3 separate regions of the Homo sapiens genome follow, and all the other regions are linked to region 2. The links are chromatin contacts, found by Hi-C or POLR2A ChIA-PET in ENCODE. All regions are on one chromosome and are shown on one strand. Each heading gives the region's core, a stretch centred on a gene start or an enhancer-like site at or near the end of the contact. The rest is flanking DNA. Distances are from core to core; before and after follow the strand shown.

The links. Hi-C counts contacts between places; a loop is a spot of excess contacts on that map. ChIA-PET counts read pairs that join two places held with the same protein, here RNA polymerase II (POLR2A). Pooled maps may share reads with other maps.
Region 1: a loop to region 2 is called in a pooled map, with 7 times the contacts of the local background. The contact joins the enhancer-like site here to the promoter of LINC01164 in region 2. A Hi-C loop is called at or near these places in 2 of 168 maps with a recorded cell type or tissue (Calu3 and Panc1), 2 of 37 single-sample maps with no recorded cell type and 3 of 50 pooled maps.
Region 3: a loop to region 2 is called in a map of stomach, with 2.3 times the contacts of the local background. The contact joins the enhancer-like site here to the promoter of LINC01164 in region 2. A Hi-C loop is called at or near these places in 3 of 168 maps with a recorded cell type or tissue (Calu3, HCT116 and stomach), 2 of 37 single-sample maps with no recorded cell type and 5 of 50 pooled maps. POLR2A ChIA-PET finds 5 or more read pairs at or near these places in 1 of 52 experiments (MCF 10A).

The regions. Positions count from the first base shown.
Region 1 is chr10:131,639,690-131,644,333 of GRCh38, forward strand. No RefSeq gene overlaps it. Among named protein-coding and RNA genes, the nearest start is that of LINC01164, 150 kb to the right of the region's middle. RefSeq lists an enhancer at 1,867-2,016. Within about 2 kb of position 1,647, at least 2 of the 41 ENCODE cell types and tissues checked have a DNase peak (open chromatin) inside an H3K27ac peak, as active enhancers do.
Region 2 is chr10:131,788,127-131,792,201 of GRCh38, forward strand. It overlaps LINC01164 (long intergenic non-protein coding RNA 1164), which reads right to left and starts at 2,073. Exons shown (of 5, transcript NR_038365.1): 1 at 1,951-2,073; 2 at 1,531-1,740.
Region 3 is chr10:131,572,485-131,576,456 of GRCh38, forward strand. No RefSeq gene overlaps it. Among named protein-coding and RNA genes, the nearest start is that of LINC01164, 220 kb to the right of the region's middle. Within about 2 kb of position 2,432, at least 2 of the 41 ENCODE cell types and tissues checked have a DNase peak (open chromatin) inside an H3K27ac peak, as active enhancers do.

The DNA.
Region 1 (4,644 bases), core at 397-2,896, 150 kb before region 2:
CCACTACAACCTACAACTAACATTTAGAAACCCACTGCACAAAGGCTGTCTATAACCAAGGAATTCATTCAGAGCCTAAGCCCCCTAAAATCATATAGAACCAAAACCAAAGGGCCCTACCCAGCAGGGGCAACAGTCACACCCTTGGAGGGGGGATCCCATTCAAACAAAAGTAAGTTCAACAATAAGAGGTAACAGCTTCCACTGATGAGAAGGAACCTGCACAAGAGGTCGGCATCCAGATTCAAGAAACTCAACGAACTCCTGAAAAATACTGTACAAGACCATCCCCAAAGCATTTAGTCCTCAGACCATCCAAGGTCAATGCAAAAGAAAAAATCTTAAAGGCAGCTGGAGAAAAGGGACAAATTACACATAGAGGAAAATCTACCAGACTAATAGTGGACTTCTCAGCAGAAACCTTACAAGCCAGAAGAGATTAAGGTCCCATTTTTAGCCTTCTTAAAGAAAAAAAAATCCAGCCAAGAGTTTCATATCCTGGCAAACCAAGCTTCATAAACAAAAGAGAAATGAAGTACTTCCCAGACAAGCAAACACTAAGGGAATTTGTCACCACCACACTGGATCTACAAGAAATGTTCAAAAAAGTATTAAACATGCAAACAAAACAAAAGAGTAATACTGCTACCATAAAAGCACATATAAGTACAAAGCTCACAGACTCCATAAAGCAATGACCCAATTGAAACTACAAAGCAACTAGCTAACAACACTATGACAGGAATAAAACTTTACATATCAATACGAACCTTGAATGTAAATGGCCTAAATGAGTGGCAAACTGGATTTTAAAAAATAAGACCAACTTCCTGGTGCCCTCAAGAGACCCATGTCACATGTAATGACACCCAGGGGATTGAAGTAAGGGTATGGAGAAGAATCTACCATGCGAATGGAAAACAGAAAGAGCAGGGGTTGCTATTCTTATATCAGATAAAACAGACTTTAAAACAATAACAGTAAAAAAAAAAAAAAAAAGACAAAGAATATAAAAAAGGGATAAAGGGTTCATCCTACATATCTAGTCACCCAACATCAAAGCAGCCAGTTTTATAAAACAAATACTACTAGAACTAAGAACAGACATAGACAGTATTACAATGATAGTGGAGGACTTCAACACCCCACTGACAGCACTACACACATCCTCAAGGCAGAAAACTAGCAAAGAAACTCTGGGCTTAAACTAGATGTATGACCAATTGGACCTAATAGACATCTACAGAATACTCTATCCAACAACCACAGAATATACATTTTTCCCTTCTTTGCATGGAACATTCTCTACAGTTGACCACATGCTCGGTCATAAAGCAAGTCTAAATGAATTCCAAAAAACTGAAATCACATCAAGCATTTTCTCAGACCACAGTGGAGCAAAATTAGAAATCAATACCAAGAGGAATTCTCAAAACCACACAAGTACAAGGAAACTAAACAACTTGCTCCTGAATGACTTTTGGGTACACAATGAAATTAATAAAGAAAGAAAGAACTGTGAAACAAACGAAAATAAAGACACAACATGCAAAAAGCTCTGGGATACAGCAAAAGCATAAGCTGTGTCAGGAGTCAAATATGCTGAGGTCACCCCAGGAGGGGAGTTCCCTAGGCTCATTTCTAGAAAGCTTGTCACTTTCTGTGAGTGTCCCAGCATTTCCTGTTCACCGCAGGTGGAGGGCCCCACTCTCTATGTGTTAAGCCTGAGCAAACACACACACCAGAGTTCCATATTTACCTAAAGCCAGACCCGCACCACGTGGCCCCACACCACTGCTCAGGTTGTGCTCAGGTCAAATCAGAACATGCGGAAATGTTGATTTTCAAAGAAAACTATTAGCAGTTCAAGCATAAAGCTCCCTGCCTGGAGTGCAGTAAAAAGAAGGGCACCAGAAGTCCCCAGGGGCTCCCACAAGACTCACAGGAGCCACTTCCTTGTGGGAACACAGCCCTGTTCATGTTTGCTGCTGCTGAAATCATCCAAATCTACTTCCGGATATGGCGAATCTGCGTATTTTTATAAATTTCTTCGAAAGGCCTATATCTGTATACATGGGCCACAAAGGCTTATATCCTTATACAGACTAGAGTGGTAAATTTCTAGAAATGTCCCCAAGGAGGAAAGAAATGTGCCCTCAAAAATAGTATAAACAAAAGCATGGAATTTGCAAAAATAATGGAAATGTGCAATATTTTATTTTTCTCACTATCATGTATTAATAACAAAAATTATGTGTGGTGTATGATATTTAAGAAAGCAGCAGCCACAGACCTGCCACGTGGACCAGCACATGCGAGATGTTTGCAGACGTGGCCGGAAGTGTGCTGCTGTTTGGCCACAAGTCTCAGCTCCTTCCCCCCCACACTCACAGTCTCACTGGACAAGGGGAGCAAGACACCTGTTTCTAGACTATACCAGAGCTGTGCTACCAATGCCAAGACCCTGCTGCTTCTCCCCCTGTAGGACCAGTGGCCAGGAACACAGCCTCTCATCTTAAGATCAAAAGTCACTGAGAAGAAACCAACAAGCAAAGAAAGAAGAGTTGCCACCATCCCTCAGTGGAAGAAACTCACCTTAACCCTTGCATTTTATAGATTCAGTCAATGTTTTCTGATTGAGCCATTTTGGAATTGGAAAGGGCTAATATCATAGGTGAATTTCACATAAAAATCTGTCAGCCTGATAATTTTTGAGAACCGTATTCAGGGAATAGAGGTTGGGTGGCAATATGTGAATAGCCTTTGATTTAATTCAATGAACATTTATCAGATACTTCCATGTGCTATGTTATGGGGAAGTAAAATAGGCAAGGCCACTACCCTATCTAGAGAGTATTCTAGAAAGTGCCTCCCTGATGGAGGTTTAAGTTTTAATGTTATGATTTCAGAGATATTTGCATAGCTAAAGGAGAGTTCATGATTTCTCCCCAAAGAATGTGTTTTTTTTTAAAAAAAAGTGTACACAAATTACGTGTTTATAAGAAACCATAAAAGAGCAAATAAAAATATTGCATAATTGTACCACCCCTTTAGAAATAGAAACACTCTTTTTCTATTGTTTGTCATTCTATAATTATATGCAGGCACAAATATGAAAGAATCATTTCGATCCACACATAGCAGCTTTTCTTACAAATGCAGGACCACACGTGTAGACTGTTCTGTGATTTCCTGGACTGGCCAAATGCTACTACAATAATGCTGCACAGTGAACAGTCTCAAAACATCACTGGCTTCCAACGATGGTTTCATTCTAGTGTGCATGGCTCTGCAGGCCCATGTGCTTCAGCCTGACCCAGGTTGGGCCCTGCTGGGCAGCTCTACTCACAGCCGGGTTTGCATTTGTTCTGTGGGTTTCTGGGGCTCAGATTAGCTGGGCATTCTCATCTCCTGGCAGGCCACCAGCACAAGAGCCAGACCATGCCACACCAGCACACTGAAGGCCTCTTCTTGAGTCACACTTGCTTACACTCCATCAGACAAAGCAAGAAGCATGACCAAGCCCAATACCCATGGGTGGGGACGTGAGCTCACTGACTCCAGCACCCTGCAAGGCCACATGAAAGAGGGAGTGAAATGACCACCCACTCTACATGCCCACGGGTGAGGACATGTAGAGCGAGGGTGAGGAGAAGAATCTAAAAGTGACCTGAACTGAGCCTGAATGCTTTGCTCCAACCCCACAGTCAGTATTGACTTTCTATGTCCCAACCTCAAACTAAATACCTTTTAGCGTCCAAGTCTGCTTATAAAAAACTGGGAGGGGCTGGTGACACCTGTGCCCCGTCTCCACTCAGGCGTTTTTAGGATGAATGAAGTTTGTTTAGGAACTGTATCTTGTTCTTAAGTGAAAGTACATGAAATGTAGAAGATGCATTAATTTTTACAAAATAGAAAGAAATGCAAAATATAAAAATGTTTTTAAACATTTTTTTTTTTTTTTGAGACGGAGTCTCGCTCTGTCGCCCAGGCTGGAGTGCAGTAGCAGGATCTCGGCTCACTGCAAGCTCCGCCTCCCGGGTTCACGCCATTCTCCTGCCTCAGCCTCCCAAGTAGCTGGGACTACAGGCGCCCGCCACTACGCCCGGCTAATTTTTTGTATTTTTAGTAGAGACGGGGTTTCACCATTTTAGCCGGGATGGTCTCGATCTCCTGACCTCGTGATCCGCCCGCCTCGGCCTCCCAAAGTGCTGGGATTACAGGCGTGAGCCACCGCGCCCGGCCTGTTTTTAAACATTTTAAGTTGAGCATAGCCATACAGCCCAACATCTCCCGTGAGTGGAGTTTTGTGTGTACACTGAAGGTCTGCACATCACCCCTGGTGTTTAGATGCAGGCTTAAGGCTGGAGATCAGCAGGACTCATTTTCAGGACCCTGCTGATCAAAACGGGATGTAGCAAAGAAACCAGCCAACACCAGCTGGGACCAGGAATTATAATACATTTGCCTAAGACACTCCCCCCAGCGCCATGACAGTTTGCCAATGCCCTGGAACCTACCTCACGTGGTTCTGGGAACTCCCCACCCCTTTTCTAGAAAGTTCATGAATAACCCACCCCTTATTTAGCACAGAATTAGGACTAGGTATAACCGTAGCCAGCCGGGAATCCACGCATGCCACCC
Region 2 (4,075 bases), core at 823-3,322:
GGGAACTGCATGGGGGAAAGCTCAGCAGCATCAAAGTTCACAGGACCAGCACGTGCTCTGGGGTCAGGTCGCCAAAGCCACAGAGTGAAGCTAAACTTCAGCTTGGTGTTTTGCAAAATCTTTTATTCTTTCTCCTTGATTGTCCCCTACAGTGAACCTTCCCACCAGTCCTATTCTATAAAATGTTCCCTTCCCTCACACTCCAGGGATTATCCAGGGTGCAGAACAGGGAGGAGTATGCCCCATCTCGTGTGCAAAACCTCATTATGTAAGGTAATTCTATGGGATACCTTTTATACCCCACATGAAAACCCTCCCAGCCTCACCTCGCACTTCACCCAGTACCTCCCAGGCTCTGATCCACTTTGCATAGGTGTCACCTGACACCACCTGGGCTCGGAGATCTGCTCACCTCTTACTTCCTGCCTTGGCCCCGGGGTCACCTGCAGGAGGCTGCTCAGCAATCACAGTTATGCAAGTCTCCAAAGACAGGGCCTCCACGGCCAGGACAGAAGCAGATAATAAGTTCTCTTTCCTTTACTGTCCCAAGGAGACTGTGCTGAGATGCATTTCATAAAGGGCCTCAGAAGGTCTCAAAAAGCCCAGCATCAGCCACTCCAAGCGGCTGTCGATTGGATAAGCCATCTGGTATTCCCATTCACTCCTTCCCTCCCTCGCTCAACTCACTCCTGCTCGCCTGAGCCCTGAGACCCCTGCCCAAAGAAACAGCCTGAACTCAAGCCTTTGTCCCTAGCTCTGCTGGAGAAGCTCCATCTAAGACCACTGATACCACACCTGAAAGCTCTAGATAGCAGACCTTCAGGATAGAATTTGGGGGCTAGTCCCCTCGCCAATCCAGCACACAGAGGAACCCCATTGCCAGTGGCAATTGGGGAAGTAATAAGCCCCTGGCCTCAGCTGCCTCATCATCACCAAGAAGGGCACTGGAATAGGGCTAGAGAGAGGTGCAGGGAGGTGCGGGGGAGGTACAGGGGAGGCACAGGGGAGACAGGCTTTGCACTGGCATCCATGACACCTTAGAGACTCCCCATCCAGCAGGGTAGGGGTCCCCAACTCCCAGCCATGAACCAGTACCAGTCTGTGGCCTGTTAGGAGCCAGGCCACACAGCAGGTGAGCAGCAGGCTGAGGAGCACTGCTACCCAAGCTCACCCTCCTGTCAGATCAGCAGCGGCATTAGATTCTCATAGGAGCACAATCCCTATTGTGAACCGTGCTTTTGAGGGATCTCGGTTGCCCACTGCTTATGAGAATCTAATACCTGATGATCTGAGATGGAACAGTTTCATCCCCAAACCATCCCCACCCCCAGTCTGTGGAGAAATTGTCTTCCACAAAACGTGTCCCTGGTGCCAAAAAGGTTGAGGACCACTGCGCCAGGGCGTTGGATTCAGAAGGTCTTGCAGAGGGTGCATCAGCAATATGCATTTCTAACTGGCAGCAAAAGTCCTCTTACAAAACGTTCATCTACTGTAGAAAGATTTAGGATGTAGAAACAAAAGAAATGTCACCTGTAACTCTGCCATGGGTCAGTGTGCACCATCTCAGGCTCTTCTGCACGCCCATGTGGGTGGGGTCGGGGTTGGGTGTCTCGGCCAGGTGGAGGCTGGGCCAGGCCCCAAAGCTGTGGGCGGCAGATGCTGCATCCACCTCCTCTGGCTTGGATCTAGAAGCTTCCTCCTCTCTCTTCCTCTTGCCTGAATTGACACAGGAGATGAAGCCTGGGGAAAATGGACCAGAACTCAGACCCCAACCCCCAACCTACAATGACATTCAAGGATGTAAGACGCACATGATAGATTTGTTAGCACAGTGTTATCTGTAAATCAGAGCTGTGTTCACTGTCAGTTAGAACAGGCTGGGTTATACCGAGTAACAAATGTCCTGCAATCACAGAGGCTTCCCTCCACAAAGATCTGCCTGTCACTCACCACGTGCCCAGGGCTTGGCTCAGCCCTTCACAGGTGGATGGGCATTCGCAAACTGGAGCACGGCAGCCTGTCATAGAGACAGGAAATGAGCACATGGTGAACAAGTGCTGGCTCTTAGCTTCTGCCCAGCAGAGCCCCATGACACTTCTGCTCACATTTCATTGGCCAAGGCAAGTCACATGGCCCTACTGCCACATGACACTTGTACTTGAATTTCATTGGCCAAGGCAAGTCCCCTTGCTTTGCCTGCTTCAGAGGAGCAGGGATGTTCAGTGAGCAAATCACCCTGAGAACTTGATGACTGTCCTTGCTCCATTCTTTCTTTTATCACGGTCCTTTGTCCACCGACACATCACCAGCTCTGGACTGGAGCTCCAGTAGAGAGGGCACCAGGCACACTCATCCTTGTATCCCACAGGGACTGCCATCATTGGCAGACAGGCAGTCTACTTCTCTTTTTCCTGCCAAGAGTCGGAGAGAGCAGTGACTTCCACAACACTGGCCCTGCAGACTTTGTAACCTAAGTTCCCAAAAATGGACTAAAAAGTAATGAGTTCTTATCCTGACTATTCACTCAGCAATACTTAGTTATTAAACATCTTCTATGTGCCAGGTACATAATGTGGAGAATAAATAGAAGTAGAAAATAAGAAAATGAAAATATCCTACAGGTTATCTCTTATTCAAAATGGTTGGGACCAGAAAGGTTTTGAGTTTTGGATTTTGGAATATTTACATTACACTTAATGGTTGAGCATTTTGAATCCAAAAGTCTAAAATCTAAAATGCTCCAGTGAGCATTTCCTTTGAGCATCATGTCAGCACTCAGAAAGTTTCAGATTTTGGAGCATTTCAGATTTCAGATTTTTAGATTCAAGATGCTCAACCTGTATAATTTCACCACTCTGGGGGACCTACTTAACATTTTTTATATATTTCCTTTCCGTTTTTTTCTATGGATTTTTTTGGTCATGCCGACTTAAATAATTTTCTCTTTTTTTTCACTTAAAGTTATAACTACAACAGTCTTAAGAACTCTTTGAAAATTTAATTTTAAAGACTGAATCATATTGCCTTTAATGTGGATTACATCAGTGCAGGTTATTTATTGGGCCATCTTATTATCATTAAACACTTTGGGTCATTTCACTTTTTTATTTTTTAAAATGCTATGATTAGTATCATTTTTAAAATTATACCTCAAAAAGTCTTTGTAAGAAGATTATTCATAAGGCGTAAGCATAAGGAAACCTTCTTATGAGATCATTTGTTCCACAACAATTTATCTCAGCCTAATTGCCTTTTATTGGCCATAGAGCTGTTCACTTCCTCAGCAACCCAGGGTTCAAGTCCTGTAAAACACAACACTGGGCAGTTCTAGAAGAGAGAAGCGTTTCTGGAGCTTGGCTCTAAAATCTTCAGATCACAACAATTTTCACAATGAAATAAAATTTAATTTTTGGCTCACATAGTAAAAGATTATATCAGATTTCTCATTCCTCGGAAAATCAGAGAGAACTTAATAACAAATACCATAATTATCTGCAAAGACTGAACGGTGATTAAATTATCAGGAGGCCGTTACTCCTAAAACTATTTCTTTAATTAGCTAAAGCTGGCAGTATATATTAATATTTCCTGAGATATTTGCATACATTCACAACAGGCTAACCAGACATTAGCTGAAATATAATTTTTCTAATATTATGTTAGAAATATTTTAAGATTAAATCATATTATCATGTTTTTTCCTGTGATTATTAGAGCAGACACTCTTGATTTATCACCATAAATTCTCTAATTTAGGAGCTGAAAATGCTTCTCGTTTTCCATGATGAGCTTTTTCAATTCCATTTACACAATAGAAGGTGCTCTTTGAAGCCCAGATCTGCTGGTAGAACGTGGTTTTTGATAATCCACATCTGCACACTGCTCCCAGACAAACACAAGGAAGCCCACCCTAATATGTAGCTGGCAGGACCCCGGCCATTCAGATTCCGTGGCCACAGCAGGAAAAGCGTCTGGGTAGCAGTGGGTGCAGGGACAGGGTGAGGGGAGCTGGTCCTGGCTGGCCACAGCACCAAAGAGCGGAGGACATGTCAGCAAGCAGGATTTGAATGAGGGT
Region 3 (3,972 bases), core at 1,182-3,681, 220 kb before region 2:
GGTTGTTAAAGCTGCTTTAGCCCCCTGGCTCTGGAATTTAAATTCTTTGCGATGTTGTAAGCACCACGTTGCTATGACTTTTTTCTCTCCCCATTTTTTTTTAACCAGAAGTGGAAAATTATCTTTACACTCCTTTTTCAGGATTACCAGAAAGCTGACGTTCTTTCTCAAATTGGTCTTTCTTTTCCTCTCATTTTTTTATTTTTATGTATTTATTTATTTTTTGATGGAGTCTCACTGTCACCCAAGCTGGAGTGCAGTGGTGCAATCTCGGCTCACTGCAACTTCTGCCTCCTGGGTTCAAGCGATTCTCCTACCTCAGCCTCCCGAGTAGCTGGGTTTATAGGCACCCGCCACCACACCCAGCTAATTTTTTTTTTGTATTTTTAGTGGAGATGGGGTTTCACCATCTTAGCCAGCGGGGTCTCAATCTCCTGACCTCATGATCTGCCCACCTCGGCCTCCTAAAGTGCTGGGATTACAGGAGTGAGCCACCATGCCCGGCTACTAAAAATACAAAAAATTAGCCAGGCGTGGTGGTGGGCGCCTGTAGTCCCAGCTACTCGGGAGGCTGAGGCAGGAGAATGGCGTGAACCCAGGAGGCAGAGCTTGCAGTGAGCCGAGATCATGCCACTGCACTCCAGCCTGGGCGACACAGCAAGACTCCGTCTCAAAAAAAAAAAAAAAAAAAAAAAAAAGAACTGGGCTTCTCTTCACTTTGAAAAACACCAGATTAAACAAATAATCCAGCATCACATATTTTTATTTCAATTCATAACTGAAGTCAAAGCATTAAACAAGTCAGATTATAAACAAATAAATGAAAGTTTTAAAAGCCCCTCCCGTGAGCCAGTGTGAGCCGGTCAAGCCGGCAGGAGGAGCTGCATGGGCTGGCAGAGCTCCCCGCCAGCCCCTGCGTGGCTCACCCCAATGGAGGCTGTGACACATGGTATGTTCGCTGGCTCACATCCTCACACTGGTGGGAAATGCAGCTGGGAACAGGAGCCTGAGCATTGCCAAGGTCACGAAAGAGTGGAAGCCCCACCTCGGCCCAGGGTCTGCGCCTCTCTTGGCCAGAAGGAAGCCCCACCAAGAATGTATTTCCTCACCTGATGGAGAAGCAGGAGGCAGGGACCATGCTTGGTAACCGCCAGACGGGATCCCATCCAGCCATTCAGCTGCCATCCTGGGAAAGGGAGACTTCAGATCCCATCCAGCCATTCAGCTGCCATCCTGGGAAAGGGAGAGAATGGGGCTCAGGCAGGACGGGTCTTGGGTAAGACCAATGAAGTAATGTCAGGGCAGAGCCCAGGAGGAAAGGAGACCTTTGGCGTCTGTGTGGAGAGGCTGTGAGGGCAGCAAGTGACCTGGCCACACAGGTAGGAGGCCACAGCCTGCAACCACAGGCTCACAGCTGGGAGGTAGGGGAGGGTCTGCCCAGCTGACTCCACATCCTCCACCCACCAACCCCCACCTTCCCCTCCAGCTTCAGGGGGACAGATTGACCCTGCTGGAGACCAGTTGCAACCACAGGCTCACAGCTGGAAGGTAGGGGAGGGTCTGCCCAGCCAGCTCCACACCCCCCACTCACCAGCCCCCACCTTCCCATCCAGCTGCAGGGGGACAGATTGACCCTGCTGGAGACCAGTGCAGTGCAGGAGGTGACAGGTAGGCTCAGAGGTCCTGACTCAGAGCTCTGTGACCCTCTAAAGTATCTCAATCTCTCTTAGTCCCTGCTTCCTAAAATAAAAACTGAAGATGTAGCCCTGCCTTGCCGGGTGTTGGGAAGTGTGAGCAAGACCTGCGTGTGGCGAGGACTCGCTCCAGAGCTCAACACTCCACAAGTTGGAAAGACGGACCGCACAGGTCCACACGGGAAGGGTGTGGACAGTAATTCATGGTTTTCAGAGGATAATAGAATGGCAGGCTCCTGGAAACTCAATCTAGAAAGCCGTCCACATCTGTGCCAGCCTCTGACAGTAAGATAAAAATAAGTCTCCTCACTTGACAGACTCTGAGCCCCGGGCCAGACATACCAATGGCTACAACTGAGTGCACACCAAGCTCGTATGAAGTATCCCAGGGCGCTGAGGACTCAGCGGCCACCCCTGCCCAGAGGCAGAGAGTGCAGGTCAGGGCAAGCTCCAGAGGGCACATCTGCTGGGCCTCGGGGAGGAGCCAGGAGGGGCAGCCACGGCAGGAGGCCAGGATGAAGGCTGCAGCCGGGAGGGCGCAGCAGCCAGCAGTGAGCGCTGACCAGCCTGCGGGCCCCTGTGATGGCACTTTCCAAACAAAATCTGACCCCCTCACTTCTGGAGTGGACAGGGCTGCTCCCTATCCCACGCAGGAAGCTCTCGAGCCAACACCACGGCTCACAACCTGCGTCGTTTCCCGAGCTGCTCTGCTGAGTCAAGGTTGGGAAACTCAACCTCTGATCACGCAAGTTCAGCGTGCTGGGCCGCCCCACTCCTCACAGGCCGGCCAGCATCCGAGGTGCCCACAGCCAGTGCCCTGCAGTGTTGAAGCTGTTCCACAATCTGGCAGGACTTCGCATGTGCGGCCACAGGACAAACGCCCAGAACCTGAGCCCTTCACAGTACCCGAAGCCGCTCTCCGGGCCAGCCACTGGCCAGGAGAGGAAAGTCCATGCTGGAAGATTCCCAGCTGTGTCTGGTTGGGGCCGCCTGATGACAGAGTTTGGCTCCTGAGCAGCCAGGAGCAGAGCGGGAGAGGCTGAGGGAGAAAGCCGGCAGGGGAGGCGCAGAGGCCACGTGCACAGCCCACGCTGCGGGATGCAGATGGGAACAAAGGTAGGCCAGTGGCAGGAGTGCCTCGGGGAAGTCCTCGGCCCAGTGCTGAATGGAATAGGAAGACCCCACACAGGTCCCGAGAGCAACATCTTAGAAACCCCTCCCCGCCAGCCAGTGGGTCCCACAGTCTGCTGGGCCAGTGCTGGGACATGCACCAAAACCGCAGGATAGAGGGGATAAAGAAAACGTGGTACATATGCACAATGAAATACCACTCAGCTCTAGAAAGGATGGGATCCGGGCATTTGCAACACGGACAGAACTGGAGGTCACCGTGCTAAGTGAAATAAGCCAGCACAGAAAGACAGACTTCACATGTTCTCAGCCCTCTGTGGGAGCTGAAAAGGTGGAGCTCCTGAAGATGCAGAGTGATTGGTGGTTACGAGGCTGGAAAGAGAAGGGAGGGAGTGAGGAGAGGTTGATTCATGGGTACAGGTATACAGATAGAAGAAATGAGACCTGGGGTTCGACAGATCAGTAGGGCAACCATAGTTTACAGTAAGCTATTGTATACTTCAAAATAGCTAGAAGGGAATAACTCAGACGTTTCTAGCATAAAGACAAATATTTAAGGTGATAGATACACCAGTTACCCTGGTTTGATCTTTCCACATTATATGAATGTATAAAATTATCACATGTACCCCAAAATATGTGCATTGATTATGTATTCATTTAAAATATCAATTTTTTAAGCACCAGGAGGATTGGGTGCCGGAGGGTGCTGTGGGCTGACCCACCCCTGCCAGGGCAGAGGGAAAGGGCCGGCTCTAATTGGCAGGTTCCTGGAGAAAGCAGCTCCTGGGAGAATGTCAGCACAGAGCAGTGCCAGATTGGAATCATCTTGGATTTGCAAGAGATTGAGAGATTTCTGGCTACAGTGAAACACAGGGAGAAGCTTTTGCACAAAGGAAATAAAGGTTTTCTTTTCCGGAACTTCAGTTCCTATTTGGAGTCCCAAAGGGAAGAACTCCCACCGATCAAAAGATGGATTTTCTCAGCCGGAAAGTTCAATCTTGTTCCTCACAAGCCTGGTCGTTTATAAAAATAGCTGGTGATGAGGTTTTCTGAGACAGGGAATCACCAGTTACCTGATTTTTAGGATCTAAAAGCAGAGAGCAGCTGCTAGGATACCAAGGAGCTAAGCCCTCGGCTGGGCGTG